Regions from separate parts of the Mus musculus genome. Here region 2 is linked to region 1. The links are chromatin loops, found by intact Hi-C in ENCODE. Cell type or tissue: left cerebral cortex. All regions are shown on one strand.

Region 1 (8,000 bases):
GGGTGGGGATTGGGGTGGGTGAGCAGCATAGACACAAATAATCTTCCCATTCTTTGTACGCGGTGGAAATGAGCTTACTTGTTAAGTTGGGGGGGGGATCCCCAGATAATTATCATAGCATGCTGCTGACACCCTAAACAGTTCCTTTTTAAAATTGAATTTCTAATATCCTGGCTTTGGAGATTATCATATTGAGACATGAATCCCTTGGAAAGAGGTTCAGGAATCATACACACTGTGTGATAAAGGCACCTGCCACAGAAACGGGTGGGGACATAAATCTCCTGCCATGTGTTTAGAATGCCTGATTGTGCCACCTGACTGACAGAGTGGGGTCATCAGAAACCTCTCAAACTGCCACCCCATGCGTAGTTCCGTCATTAGAACCACACAATGGATATGCTCAATATGTTATCAGTTTCCATATCAGATCCCAAGTTGAGGGAACTGTATGAGTTCTGTCTTCAAAAAGCCTCCAACGCTGGCCTTGAGAGATGGCTCAGACAGTAAAGGGCTTGCTGCATAACATTGAAGACTCAGGTTCAACCCCCTAGGAACCATGTGGAGAAGCAGGCATGGCTACACATGGCTCCACTCTGAGTCCTGGGGTATGGAGATGAGACTGGGGCTCAGTGGCTGTCAGCCTCGTCAGATCAGTGAGCTCTGGGTTCCCTGAGAGATCACCTTCCAGAAAGTAAGGAGAATGGCTGTCCAGATGACTCATGGGTAAAGGTGATGACTGCCAAAGGGAACAACTTGAGTTTGATCCCCACAGCTGAAGGAAAGAACCAGTTCCTGCAAGTGTCCCCCGATCTCTAGGTGAGACACTCTGGAAAAGCATGCACCCCCACCGTCCCACACCCATATACAACAAATAAGAATGCAATATGTTTGGTTTTTAAAATAAAGTGGAAAGTTTCTAAGGAAGACACCCAAGGCAGACATTTGGCCTCCACATGCATGGACACACATGTGCACAAAATAAATAAATGAACTAGTTTAATCAAAAGCGTCCATGGAGTGACAGGCACGCATGTCCACAATACAGCTGGTGCTTGGAAATCCATCACAGAGGGAAGACAAGAGTTAACCGGCACAGAGCAGCAACCTGTTGATGCCATTTTGGGGACAGGAGGTGGCTTCAGGTTAGATCTGTGTCAATCACCATAATCGCGTTGCTATGATGTGTTGAATGCTTGCCTTTGAAGGTTTGTGCTGCTGCTAAGAACATAGATACTTGATACCGGAGGGTGTCTCCTTGCTCACAGAGACAATTCTGCTGGAAACCCGATGTCCCTAGAAGTTTTCTGTCAATGACAGATAGCAAGTAGGTGGCTGATCACTTCTGGTTGTTCTTTAGAGGGCAGCTTGAAGCACACAATGGCGTATTCCAGGAGTCTCCGGTGGGAGGACATTCTACCTGAAGATCCCCGCTACATGCTGCCCCCCTGGACTGTATACCTCAGCTCCGTTCTCTTCACTGTGCTCTAGATCACCTTCCAAATAAAGTCAGTGTGCCCACATTCCTCTATCAAAGTCTGAGAGATTTTGTAGTAGCTGAGTGCCAGCAGCTGGTGTTTGTTAGAAGGCATCAGCTATGAGGGATTAGGATCAGCGGGTTAAGAGCACCTGCTGTACAGGAATGAGGACCTGAGTTCAAGTCCCCCCAGCACTCGTGGGAATATATGAGGGTGATGGTGTGCATATCTCTAACCCCAGTGCTGTGGGGAATAGAGACACGAGTATCACTTGGGTTTGCTGGGCATGAGGGTTAAATGAGAGACCCCATCTCAAGGGAATGACATGGTTGGTGTTAGACCAGGATGTCCAACATCTTCCTCTGGATTTCAGTGCATCAGAACACATACAATGCAAAGGGAGGTGGGGAAGAGAGAGAGAGGAGAGAAGAAGGAAGGGAGGGAGAGTGAGAGAGGGAGGGAAGAAAGGAGGGAAGGAGAGGGGGATGGAGAGAGAGAGGGAGGGAGGGAGGGGGGAGAGGGAGGGAGGGAGGGAGGGAGGGAGGGAGGGAGGGAGGGAGAGAGAGAATAGCTGGATACCCCAGAGAGTCTTCCAGGGGCTTGAGAGTTCTTCTTGGGCCTCATCAGAGCTCCATACTTGGAGTCTTTTACTCTCCTGTAGTTGTGGTCAGTGGCCCATCCCAGTGGTCAGTGATCCTTCCCAGGGCCTTCATCCTAAGCCATCTCCATCCACCCAGGTGTTCAGTCCCATCTTGGGCTCTGCTACATGGCAAAGCCATCTTTTCTAGAAAGCAGAAAACACTCTAATTGTCTTAGAAGGAAATTTAACAAGGAACTCACATCAAATGTGGCAAGTGTTTAAAATCAGAGAGAGGGGGAAGGTTTTCAGATTTGGGATTCTAGGGAGCACTGAGGCAAATTTTCCTTTCAGGTAAGAGGTTTGCTAGAACCATTATTGATGTCATAGGCTGGCAGGTGGGCTACAGCACAGTGGGACATTTAGGGAGAGATTGGGCCCACATGGCAGAGGAAGGGGATTTCTTTTTATAGGTTTTAGAGGAATGGGGGCCATTCCATGCCTCACAGTTGACGAATAGCCCAGTGTATATACTTAGAGTCAGGCTGTCTCTGAATCAGCTATGATCAGGTTGGGGGTATAAGAAGAATCTAGAAAAACAAATTGCTTTAGTTCTGGACAACAAATGACTGTAGCTTTGGGAACTGTCACCGTTCAACCAAAATGGAAGAGCTTATAAACTGGAAGCATTACAAATGGCTGACTAACAGCTGTCACTCAGAGAGTGGAAGCTTCGGGACTCCATGACTGGTGGCACAGTCAACAGAGAAGTGTGGTCACCAATATCCCAGGATCCCATCCTCTCTGACATGGGTAGTCCACTGGGAAAGCTGGGGTGAGATTCAGGAGCTGACACTGGAAACTAAAACACGGCACTATTCTCTTCCTGTCTTCTGCTCTCACATAAGTAGTGTTCACTAGAAAGTCAAAATGGACTGACTCCAAAGGGCTCAGGAGGTTGAGTAGTGTGGATCTATGGCCCAGCAAGAAGACAGCCCATAGTCACTTACTGTGCATTTCATAATGAGCTAGAAGGCAGGAGTCTGAAGGCAACATGAAGAGAGGACACAAATGTCAGGAAACAAAATGATAACAGCCCTGATTGGTTTATTTCCCACAACACATGTGTGCTGAGCCTATTGCACTGCACCCTGCATACATGTGCAGGTAAATGAAAGTGGCAAGAATCCAACAGGAAAGAGATGCTTTGAAGGGTGTCTCCAAACTGTCCACGGCAGTAAGGAACAGGGATGGCATTACAGAGCAGAAACAAGTCTCATCAGTATTTAATAGTCACCAAAATCAGCAGACCCTAGGCTCTGGGTTTTCTTTTGCTTTGGTACGTGTCTGTCTGTCTGTCCATCCATCCATTTGTCCATCCGTCCATCTGTCCATCCATCTCTCTCTCCCTCTCCCTCCCCCCCCCCCTCTCTCTCTCTCTCTCTGTGTGTGTGTGTGTGTGTGTGTGTGTGTGTGTGTGTGTGTGTGTGTGTGTGTGTGTGTGTGTAGAACACAAGTCAACCTGAAGTATCCCTCAGGAATCATGCACCTTTATTTTTGAGACATGGTCTCTCTTCCTGGACTGGAGGTGGCCAAGTAGATCAGGCTGCATAGCCAGTGAGCCCCCAGAAATCTTTCTGTTCCCCTTCCCCGCAATGGGATTCATGTACCACCACACACTGCTTTTTTGTTTCGGTGCTGGGAATTGAGTCAGCTCTGTCACCATCTACTGAACCCCCAGACTGCATTCAGAATGAAGTCACTGACACCTGCCCAGTACCCCTGCTTGTCTTCAGTCACCTACTGACCCAGATCCCCACAAGAGACTTCAGGAGATTCAGGTCTCTCCCATGGGATGCATCTTTACTCCTGGATGATGTCAAATTCTAAAGCACCTATGCTGGTTCTCCTGATGTGTCCAGATTGAACACACAGGACTGGTCCCGTGACCCCTTAGAATCCCCTTCACAGAAAGTGTGAGCAACAAACCTCCAGCCTTCCTTAATCATGGGTAAATCCTCTGTCAGGCTGCCAACCTCACCCCATCGAGGGGCTACTCCCGCTTCAAACTCCACTTCCTCTATTCATATGTCTTGCCTTGGAAGATTCACATCCCTCCACCTCCAGACTCTCATTTGGTGTCTTCTTATGCTCTGTCCGTTTCTGCTGTTAGCTGGGGAAAAGTCTCCTTTTCCTTCTTCAGGCCCCTACCCAACCCCCTAGATGGTTTCATTCTCTCTACACTGGCTGCTTTATTTGAGCTGACTAAGATTCCCCCCCCCCCCAGAAAGCCTGTTTGTCACTCATCTCTCTTGAGCTTCCATCCCTCCTCCCATCCCTTTCTCACAGCTAGATATCCCCAAAAAAGTATTACACACCCACTGCCTCTGCTTCCTCACCTCCCACAAAGTCCCAACCACTAGCAATCTGGTTCCCCTACCCGAACAATAGCAGAAATGTGCTCTCTTAAAAGGCTACTGGTAAGTGACCTCCAATTTGACCGAACCCCACAATCCAACCTGGCCAGTCCCCTCCCTCCAAGACCCACTCATCAGCCAGGCCATGCTCACTACTTTTTTGGGGTGGGGGTGGGGGTGTCTTTGTTTGTTTTTTTTTAATACAAAATTTTTTTTTGTTTGTCGGGTGTGCATACATGTGAGGGCCTCCCTGTGTATGAGATCCCGTGTGTGAAGGCCAACAGCACACGAGTTTCCTCTATTGATCTCCATACTTCTTTTTTGAGACTGGGTCTCTCCCTGGACTGAGAGCTCGGTGATCTGATCGATAGGCTAGACTGAATGGCCAATGAGCTTTGGAGAGCCGCCTGTTTCTGGCCTCCTGGTGCTATGGTTATAGATGCACACCGCTTTTATAGGGGTTCTGGGGAGCCTGAACTCAGGAGCACATCAGGCACTTTAATCAAAGATTATCTCCCTCGTTTCACGTTTGCCGTTTGACCATCCTGCAAGCCAGCAGCTGAGCTGGTCAAGTGCAGCTCACACATGAGCTTCCGATGAGTGGCAGGCCAGGCTTGCATGTACCAGTCAGACCCATGGGTAACTAGAATGCAGGAACATAGCTGTATCCCTGTCTGAGTCTCCCTTGTGTTTCTTTCTGCTTCTCACTTGCCCAAAGCCCTGTTCTTGAACCGCAGGACCAGTCTCCTTGATAAGTAACAATGTCAAGGAAGACATGTGGGGTCTCAGGGAGTCTGTGCACTCAGTACTTGGTACTTAGATTATACCAGATACTAAGTTTTGTGTTTCTGAGGCAGAGCTTCTTGTAGCTCAGGCTGAGCTTGAACTCCTTATATACCCAAGGATGACCTTAATCTTTTGATCCTCCTGCCTCTGCCTCCCATGTGCCAGAATTACAGGTTTGGGTCATGTTATATAAGCTGCTCTGGTGCATCTCCTTTGTAACATAGATTTGCTCTGTAGGTTCTCTTCAAGCAGTGAACGTGCACAGTGTAGTACACTCTGGAGGCATTTGTGCCGTTCAATACTCCCATCCACCCCTGGGCATGTTCACACTTGTTAGTCTGTTTATGTTTGGAAAAGTGGGTGGTTCCTTAACTTACTTAAATACCATCCTTTACAGGTGGGAGGCTGGACTCTTTAACTGAAACCCAGAGAGAGTCCCTTTCCAGAATTCACGTCCTTAACCAACAAACCTTCTGGCCTGTCACCTGGGCATACCATGAGCCCCTTGGATCTCCCTAACTATCCCAACTTTTGGCCTTGACTTCTCCCCACCTGGACTTCCAACTCCCTTATTTTTCTCCTTATCAAAATGCCACGAGTCCCTCAAAAACTCTTCACTTGCCATCATCATCCCCTTGAGATGATTTTTTTTTTTAGTTTTATCTTACATATATGGCTGTTTTGCCAGGGTGTAGGTAGGTATACCAGACATGCTCCCAGGAAGATGGAAGAAGACGTTGGCTCCCCTGGAACCAAGGTTACAGGTGGTTGGGAGCCACTGGAGTAGGTTGGCCTGATGCTGTGTTTATTCTAATGCTAATATTGGGCCCCCAAACTGGTTGCCTCAGAGAGGATAGAGTCCACACATAGCCCTAAGTGCCCCTGCCTTCAAGTTATTCCTGATTGGTAAATAAAGATGTTAACAGGCAATATCTGGGCAGAAGAGACATAGGCAGGGTTTGGGTTTCACAGACTTGAGGAAGGAGAAGTTGCCATGGGTTAGGTGAGCCATAAAAACATGGCCCTGAGGGCTGGTCAATTGAAGTTAAGAGCAGCCCAGATGAAACATAATAAATAGTAAGTAATAATTCAGGGCTATTAATAGGAAAGTAGATTCTAATAGCATAGAAAGTAGGTATCCACCCAGCTCTTGTGCTGTTTAAGGTTTATTGCAAATATAAAGGCTGTGTGTGTGTTTTATCTGGGAACTAAAGGGTCAAAACCTGAGTAGAGACTCTTGATCTGGATTAAATAATTTCTATAACAGGCCACCTTGTGATTGCTGGGAATTGAACCCAAGTCCCTGTGAGAGCAATGAGCCTCTTGATGGCAGAGCCAACTCTCCAGCTCCTTCCCTTGAGATTTTATCTGCTTGGAAGTACTTTCTGCACTGGGAAGGAAGAATTCTTCTGCCAAATGCACTAGCTTTGTGCTGGGACGGTTCAGATACATAGCTGGTCAGCACTGCCAGAGTGTATGATGTCCATGTCTTCCATTTTTCACAAACACCAAGGGAATTGCATTAGACTAACCTGCAGTGTTGTCCCACGCGGGACCAGGCAGGGTTTGGTTCCTGCTCAGTTCTCCGAGTTCCTTTGAAAGAGAAACCAAGGGCTTGATTAAGGAATGGCAAGAATCTTGTAGCCACTCACAGTTCCTACTGCAATAAATCTCCCGGAGGAACAATGCCGAGACAGGGACATAAATGACGATGGCTGTGCTTCCACAGTTGACTGGATTATAAAACAAACCACACAATTACGACTATATGTTCCAAACACGCCATAAATGAAAGCAGAGAGAGGCGGGGGTAGGGACAGAAACTGAGGGTGGAGAATTTGCTCTGTCCACTGTGGAGTCTGAACTGTTAGGGGCAGGCAGGTTTAGTGTAGGCTCCCGAATTAAGATTATAATTTTAGGGCTGGCAAGATGGTTCCACGGGTAAGGAATTTGCCACACAGTCCTGAGGCTATGCCTTAGCTTATGTATACCGACATCACACACACACACACACACTTCACACTTCTAAACCAGAACTATTAAATTGAGGCTTTGCTCCCTGTCACCTCCTTGACCTAGACACCTATTCAGCTTCTCTCTGTCTGATTTTCTGTATCTATAATGTAGGTGACATCACCTGCTTCATTCTCAGGGAATCCCTTGCTAGCCTAGAGCTTGTAGAGTAGGCAAGGTGGCTGGGCAGTGAGCTACAGGTCTGGATTCACTTCCCAATACTGGGATCACCAACACATGCTACAATGCAGCCTTTTAATACCAGACTTGAGTCCTCTAGATTAAACAGTAAGCTTGAGACCAACTGAGCTAACAACAAGTCTTTTGAGTGGCTGTTTTCTTTGCTGCTCTTTGTTGGATCTTGGAGACTCCTGACACTCATTTTAGAGATATAGAAACTGAGACCTAGAGAGAGAAACATTTGTCCAAGGTCACAGCAGAAATCAGGATCTGGGCAACTATTGTGTTCCTTCTAAAGTAATTTTTACACCATCCTGAATTCTAGAATACTCTGAGTTCATCTGCTTGTGTAGCTATATGGTGTGAAGAGCCCCTGGGAAGTGTCTCTGGCCACCCCAGGTTTCTATTTGTCCAGCATTAAGAACTCTTCAGGCTGTACCAGGAGCTTCCTGCTAAGCACATCAAGACTCTAACTAGAAAGGCCGCCATGCACACATGATGGAGCTTGGGACATGGAGCCAGGACTCTTAGTTTGAAATCTATCCATTA
Region 2 (8,000 bases), 130 kb before region 1:
ATCACCTTCCTGTTCAATCCCCGAACCGAGTCCCACACATCTACAATGCAGTATGAGCCGCGGGAACTGCAGGGAGCTGGGGAGAACGTGCTGGCGGCCCCACGCCATATTCAGTCGCAAATCTCAGCGCCCATTTGTTAAAAGGCCTCTCTGCCTTGCCGCGCCATCCACTCAGACTGTCCAGTATCAAGAGATGGCCCCTCTTTCTAGGCTGTGTTTACAGTTTCTCGACCTTGCCTCGCATAAGTCCCCAGCCTCCGCCCTTCACAGTTATGCTCTCGAATGTAGAACTCTTGTCTGCAGGAGAAGTGTGCTCTTCTAGCTGGGAGGACAGAACAACTCCCGCTGTAGCCCCACCCACTGCACACGTGCAGGGCAGTGCTGCAGTGCAGGCATGGCGCAGGTCCGGCGGCTGCTTACTGCTAGCTCATGGCATCTCTTCCCACCTTGTCAGTCTGGCCTTGAAGCCGAGGGGACCCTGGAGGCTCTGATGTGAACCTGCCTTAGCAGGGTGCCTTCAACTTTCAGGAGGATGTTCCTCCTACATAGAACTTGTTTCCTGGCAGAGCAGAGTGGAGAGTGTGAGAGAGAGAGCAGGCTTTTCTACGTCTCTCTCAATGTTAGAATCAGAGACAGACAAATTGAGGTAAGAATGAATAAACGCTGCTCACAGTGCTCAGAATGGGCACAGTCGTACCAGCCTAAAGAAACATAATCGAGAGAGTTACAGGCTTACTCGACTTACATGATAGGGTCTGGGGACTCCAGCATGGCTGTCTGCTCTGGAAACCTAATAGCTCTCCAGTCCATGAAACTGGATGCCCCCAGTGGTCCCAGTCCATCACTGAATGCCTGGTAACACATCTGAGAGTTGCTGGTATCTGATCCACACTGGAAGGCCCAAGAATTGGGAGTCTGTCCTGCGACAGATGCAGGCAGTAGGCTCTGCTTTTTTTCTTGGCTCTCTATGCCAGGGGAAGTTGTCACCTCGTGTCTTCTCTCAGTTAAACCCTTCTAGGAACTCGCTCATAGACACAGGCAGAAGTGTGTCTCTCAGGTGACTCCAGACAACAAAGATCAACCACCACAAAAGCCCACCGACCTGGACTCAGGTAAAGAGAAACAACATACTTAATGTGCAAGGAGAATGCACATTACAACCACTTCGAGGCCACCAGGCCAGAGTGACCATGACCATGATGAAGGTGGACCATACTGGATGCCCAGCAGGAAGGGGGAAACCTAATTCACATACCTACCTCATGTGAACTGAGTGGATGATGTCATGGAACGTTTTAGTAGATTGTGCCTTGGGGTTTTGACCTCCACCTGAGTCTAACACCTATCAGGGATTCATCTGTTCCTCTGAAATCATGGATTAGAATGTTCATAGATGTGCTATATTTTTAAAAGTACGCTTGCCTTTGTGTGTATGTGTGTGTGTGTGATGCATGTATGCACACACATGCTCACCATGCCACATATGTAGATCACAGGACAATCTGTGGGAGTCCATTCTCCTTCTACCATTGGGTCCTAGGGATCAAAGGCAGGTCTCCAGGCTTCACTCCAAACCCCTGTATCTCCTGAGCCATCCTGCAGGCTCCAAACTATTAGTTTTCATTTGCTCCAAATTGGAAATTTTATCTTTCAAGATTAGAATGGACAAATCAAAACTGGTGTGTTCACAGGACAGGATGCTACACAGCATTGAGAAGTGGTGACAGCTGACCCCACCATCTTGAGAGAATCTCATGAACCAAATGAGCCTGGTGGGAGCGTGAGCTCATACCATTTGGCTCCATTATGGTGGTCATAAGCAAAACTTGTTTAAGATGCTAGAAGACAGGATGGTTGCCCTGGGGAAGAAAGAGATCGAGAAGACAGGGCAGAGGTTTCTGTGGTGTGATAAAGTGTATTTGTATCTTCAAGAAGTGTGGTTTACTATGGCACCTTCAGTTTTGGGAGCTCATTGAGCTTTGCAGACCTCTGTGTGATTTTTTTAAAAAGTAATCTTTCTCTATTGTGTCTTTGCATGTTGGTGTCATGGCTTGTATGTGGAGATGTGGAGGTCAGAAGACAACTTGCAGGAGTTGGTTCTCCTGTGTGGGGTCTGGGAATCCTGTGGTCAGACTTGAAGGCAGGTACCCTACCCACTGAGCCATCCTGCCAGCTCCTCTGTGGTGATTTTCACAAGAAACTGAAAAACAGAAAAGATGGGCTGAGATGTACCTCCTAGCTCCTTGGTAGAACATGTGACCAACACATTAAAGGCCCTTGATGAAAAGATTCAAAGGGGGAGCTGAAGAGATTTCCTAGTGATTAAGAGCGCTTGTGCTGACAAAGGACCTTGGTCCGATTCCCAGCACACATATGGTGGCTCACAATCATCTGTAACTCCAGTTTCTGGGGTATCTAACAGCTCTGGCCTCAGTGGGTACTATGTGTATGCGGGGCACATATATACTTGTAGGCAAACAGACATACTGTCATCGTCAGGATTTCTATTCCTACACAAAACATCATGACAAAACATCAAGCAAGTTGGGGAGGAAAGGGTTTATTCAGCTTCCACATTGCTGTTCATCACCAAAGGAAGTCAGGACTGGAACTCACACAGGGTAGGAACTTGGAGGCAGGAGTGGATGCAGAAGCCATGGATGAGTGCTGTTTAAAGGCTTGCTTCCCCTGGCTTGCTCAGCCTGCTTTCTTATAGAACCCAGGGCTGGGCCCTCCTGCCTTGATCACGAATTGAGAAAATGCTTTACAGCTGGATCTCATGGAGGCATTTCCTCAAGGGAGGCTCCTTTCTCTGCAATAACTCCAGCTGTGTCAAGATGACACACAAAACCAGCCAATACACATAAAATAAAATAAAATAAAATAAAATAAAATAAAATAAAATAAAATAGATATAACTTAAAATTTTTATATTAGATAAAACTGCTCAGAGAAGCCTAGAATCATGGGATTGGATGTGTTCCTTTCTCTGCCTGTGGCAGGGCGGCCAACCCTAGGATCCAGGACCTACATGTAACCTGAGCTCAGGCACCCACAGTTCAGCATCTTTACCACCCTCATCTCTAGACAAGAGCTGGAGGAGAACACAGCACATATTCAAAGGGTTAGCAGAGCCCTCAACCTTACCCTGCCCATGAGCATGGCCCAGGCCCAGCTGCTCTTACAAGCAGGTGGGGTCACTTGCCCTGCAACTGGCATGAGGTGTTCTGATGCCCTTGCCAGCTCTCTGAACCAGAGGCAGCCTGCCTGTGAGGTTCCTACAACATCCCCAACTCCACAGTCGCTCTCGCTAATGACACATGCTTGATCTTTCTCGAAAATGATTACAATTCCTAAATGAGCGAACAAAAATAAACCTCTTAATTAACTAGAGAATTTCTAAAAGGAGAGAGGGGGGAGGGGAGGGGAGGGGGGAGGGGAGGGGGGAGGGGAGGGGAGAAGAGAAGAGAAGAGAAGAGAAGAGAAGAGAAGAGAAGAGAAGAGAAGAGAAGAGAAGAGAAGAGAAGAGAAGAGAAGAGAAGAAGAGCCACCTGAGCAGAACGTGCACAGGCTCCAAGCATATGCTGGGTAATACCGTCTCTGCAGATGGTTCCGCTGAGCGCCGTGACTGTGGTGGGTGGGGTGGGAAGAAACTGAGCTGTTTTGGGCACAGGATTCCCAAAGGGTGTTTTCCCGAACACTAGGCTTACAGTGGGACAGTTCCGAGAGCTTGCAGGATTCATGCTTTTTTGCATTTGGGGAGCCAAGGAGTTAAATGTAGTCAGATGCACCTTTGCCTGCAGGACTTCCCTAGGACAGTGGAACTGAGGTCACCAAGACAGGGCCTGAACATCTGACCACTCAGCACTTTCTGGCTTGTGGAGGACTGGTTGGTGTGTGTTGCTCCACAGAACCCATGGTGGGAAACACTGATGACCATGGACTTGAACTTGGTTCAGGAGTGGGAAGGAAAGGAATTGAAGAAGTTATCTTTTGTGGTGTGTGTGTGTGTGTGTGTGTGTGTGAGAGAGAGAGAGAGAGAGAGAGAGAGACAGAGAGACAGAGATATAGACAGAGAGACAGAGGCAGAGAGAGACACAGAGAGAAGGGGAGTGTATTACTGGCCTTGAAGGCCTTGAACTCACCAAGTAGGCTAGGCAAGAAAGCCCAGAATTCCACCTGCCCCAGCATCCCAGCAATGGTTTATAAGTACACGACACCATGCCTGGCTGCTTTTGCGTGGGTGCTAGAGGTTGAATGCAGGTTCTCATGCTTGCAAACCAAGCATTTTAGGGACTGAGCCATCTCCCCAGCCCCCTCAGCTAGTGCATTTAACATCACATTATTAGACAATGGCATTTATTTGTATACAAGACAGGGGCTATTGACAACTTCCTCAATGGCTGTCACTTTCCTTCTTCGCTAAAAGAATCTCAGTTTCTCTCCCACGGAAATAGGCTTAGTAACAAAGCGTCTTCTATTTCTCTTTGCACGGCTTTTATGACTCAAACCTTACCAATCACAGAGAGAGATTTTTCTGGGACTCCTAGGAAAGACATTCTTCTCTAATGGGCAGAGGCACCGAAGGAGAAACCCTCTCTTTCAATAATTCTTTCTTTTTCCTGGTAGAGAATTCAGCGTAGGGAGAAGAGGTGGCTGGAGCCATGGCAGCCATCTTTTGACTCTAAGTATGAGAACCAGCCAGCTGGCGATCCACAGGGAAAGGGCAAAGAGTCTGAGAACTTTGGGTAGATGAGCTGGCATTGAGCAACCTAGCTTTCACTCGTCACAGAAACAGTAAATGGCCCCATGGTTCTAGTCAGCACCAGCTCGGTTTGCTAATTGTGCACAGAAACATCTCAATAGCACAACGGGATTCTGTTGCTGCTCATCAGTGTCCTGCTCTCTCCTCTGTAAGAAGCCCTAGGTCACAGGCCATGTCCCCAAGTGTTTATATAATAAGCTCAGCTCAGAACGCCTCATGGGATAAGAGACAAAAGCCTGAGATGGTAGCGACTTGACAAGGCGACAGCTTGTCTTGCTCTATTAGACCCCTACCTGGGCCAGGTAAGTTGATTTCAGTAGCTATGTTATTTGGAGCACATGTTCACTGGTCACGTTAATCTAAGCCATGCAGTGATAGCAAGCATTGGGATTCCGTGGTTAAAGGTTTCTTAGGAGCTCACAGAAAGTTCGCTCTTGGCTCATGAGCTCCGAGGTATTCTCTTTCATGCCTCATTTTGGTGAGGTCCACAGTGTTTCTTTAACATGAGGTCTCTGACTAGGTCCCGGGACTCAGCAATTAGGTTATGTTGGTTGGCTGGTGAGCCCAGTGTTTGCCCCTCCCCCACACCGGCATTACAGGCACATGCCACAGCCTCAAGCCTTTTTGTGCGGGTGCCTGGGATTGAACTTAGATCCTTAGATTTGCTCAGCAAACACTTTACTAAGTACCTCACTGGCCCTGCCTCAGGGTGTCCCATTTCCTGTTATCTGGGCAATGGCTGAGGCTGAGGCTCCATTTTCCCGGGAGACTACCCACACAGATGAAAAGCTGGGATTGGCATTTGATCCAGGGCTTTCTCCACATGGTCTCTGCGCAAGCCTAGGGGAATATCCTTTGGTTCGATAGCTGGCTCCCCCACCCCCCACCCCCCAGAATAGCTGGAGACACCGAGAGGGTAGTCAAACCTGTCACCAGCCGTAGAATCACACTCTGCTCTGTTCTCAGTGTTGGAGGCAGCCACACCAGAGATGGAGTCACTAAGGACCACTTTGGAGGCTGGTTGCCACATCCATCTCCAGCCACCATTCTCTGTGTCTGATCCAGGGTGGCTTGCTGTCACTCTCCTCCAGGAAAACAGACATTCCAGGGGACCAGGACCTCTGTGACTTACAACAGAAGCTCTTAGCTCCACTCCAGATGAGATCTTGCCTAGACAGAGAGCTGAAGAGTGACCCTGTGTTCTTGAGAACTCTAGCACCCAGGCGCGATTTCTGACACCCTCACAGCCACTGTCCGGGACACTGAGTCCTAGAGGGAAGATTGGTCTAGGGTCAGGGGCTGCATACACTGAACCAAGCTTCGCACTGGATCTAAGGCTGCCACCGTTTTCTGAAGCTAAGAGTCAGCACCTGAGGGGCAGCCAGCAAACCTGCTTCCTGGTTATGCCCCTTCTACAACCCAGAGGTGTGGTAGATAATGGCACCTTCTTCTTTGTATTGGCTAGTTTTCTCAGTGCTGTGCCAAAATATCAAGCAGAAGCAACTACAGGAAGGAAAGGTTTAGTTTACCTCATAGTTCAGTTGGATATGGGCTATTGTGGTAGAGATGGTCGGCACCAGAAGCTTGCCAGTAGCCAGGCATGCAATCACCTTTCCCCAAAGACTGCTTTCTCCTTCCCTTGAGATCTGCAGCACAAAGCCTCTGCACCTTCAAGGCCTCAACATCCAAGGGACTCTCAGACATTCCAAAGGACAACTGGACGTTCCTGGCTACTTTTGGTAATACCAGTGTGTGCGAAGATAATAGTTTCATGACAGAAGAGAGTAAGTAGTAATGGACTCTGATAAACCAGAATAGGAAGAGATTTCTTTGTGGGCTTAGCTGTAAAACTGCCCCTTTCTTTAGCTGCCAGCAGCCAGCGAGAAGGTGTCCACCACAGATTTATTAACTGCTGGGGACACGATAAGATGATTTAAGGCTCCTGATCTGCCTGCCTCCAAGAAGCTGTAATAAAGACTCAGCAATTTGCCTGCATTCAAATGAGGCAAATGAGCAGTTTCTCAGGCTGGTGTGTGTGTGTGTGTGTGTGTGTGTGTGTGTGTGTGTGTGAGGTCTGAGACCAGCAGTTCTCTGAGCTTCAGAGCAGTAGAGACAAGCTCTGCTTGTTACTGGGGATAGCCCTCCGGGGCTGCTGATTTGGTGGGTTATCAGGCATGCAAGTGACTGTAGGGCATCGTGTGACATCCTACGAGGGGCTCCAGGGACATGGATGATGGGAACCTGAAATGTACACTTGAGTGTGTTAGCTGTTAGTACTGTCATTTCCAGCTGAAAGCCAACAGGGCACACAGTGACTCCTGTCTTAAAGAGAAACGTGCATGGGAGGATTAATAGCAGGAACCTCAGTCTAGCCTTCCAACCTCACTGGAGTACCCCAAGACCAACAGCAGTAAGTAACCCTCACTCTGTGTTTCATAAATATGTCTGAGCGGGACCCTGTTGGATGTGTGCATGGATGTGCATGAGCCTGCGTGAATGCGTGGGTGTGTGGGGTGTGTGCTCATGCATGTGTGCATAAAGGTCCTCTTAGTGTGACCAGGGCTGAAGCTTTAGCTCAGTTCAGAGCACACTTGTGTGGAGTACTCATGATTCCAGCATCAAAATCCAAATCCTTTCAAAAAGGTTAGGTGGGTGAACACTTGTAAGCCCAGCACTCAAGAGGCTGAGGCAGGTGGATTACCATGTGTCGGAGGCCAGTCTATTTCAAAACAGAAGCAAACAAATGAGGCATCTGGCTTGTGTATGTGTTGTGTGCATGTGTATGTGTGTGTTTGTGTACATGTGCGTGTGTGTGCAAGTGTGTGTGTATGTTGGGCATGTTCTGAGTTTGTAGCCCTGTTCTTCAAAGCACTTGGGCTGTTACATGGAAAGGACATGGATGTGATGGAGGGGCTTGCAGAAACCCTACCCTGGAGCTAACCTTACTTTTGATCTAGTTTCTACTTTGGGAATGAGAATTGTGGGTGTAGGTCATGTTTATTTTCTCAGATTATGAGGCATCTGGAGCTCAGAGAGATGGGTGTGGTGGGTCACAGCCTGCAATCCCAGCATTTGGGAGGCTGAGGCAGGAGAATCTGGAGTTCAAGGCTAGCCTCTCTTATAGAAGGAGTTTGAAGCTGACTTTACCTCGGAAAAACAGAACTAATATTGGCTCCATTGGTAAAGGCTTTCTGTGCAAGTGTAAGGACTTAAGTTTGGATCCCCGGAGTTCACA

What was found. A loop is a pair of places that touch in the nucleus more often than their neighbours do. Peaks named below come from ENCODE experiments on the same cell type or tissue, not always from the same donor. Only the 100,000 strongest peaks of a DNase experiment are listed, where the experiment ranks them.
Region 2: a loop joins it to region 1, with 2.5 times the contacts of the local background. A loop is called at or near these places in 3 of 42 quality-filtered maps.

The regions. Positions count from the first base shown.
Region 1 is chr17:48,918,679-48,926,678 of GRCm38, forward strand. No RefSeq gene overlaps it. Among named protein-coding and RNA genes, the nearest start is that of Lrfn2, 9.9 kb to the right of the region's middle. In left cerebral cortex, no CTCF peak of the experiment used is centred here; a DNase peak (open chromatin) is centred at 4,417; H3K27ac peaks cover 546 bases.
Region 2 is chr17:48,786,367-48,794,366 of GRCm38, forward strand. No RefSeq gene overlaps it. Among named protein-coding and RNA genes, the nearest start is that of Lrfn2, 140 kb to the right of the region's middle. In left cerebral cortex, no CTCF peak of the experiment used is centred here; DNase peaks (open chromatin) are centred at 3,646, 4,270 and 4,534.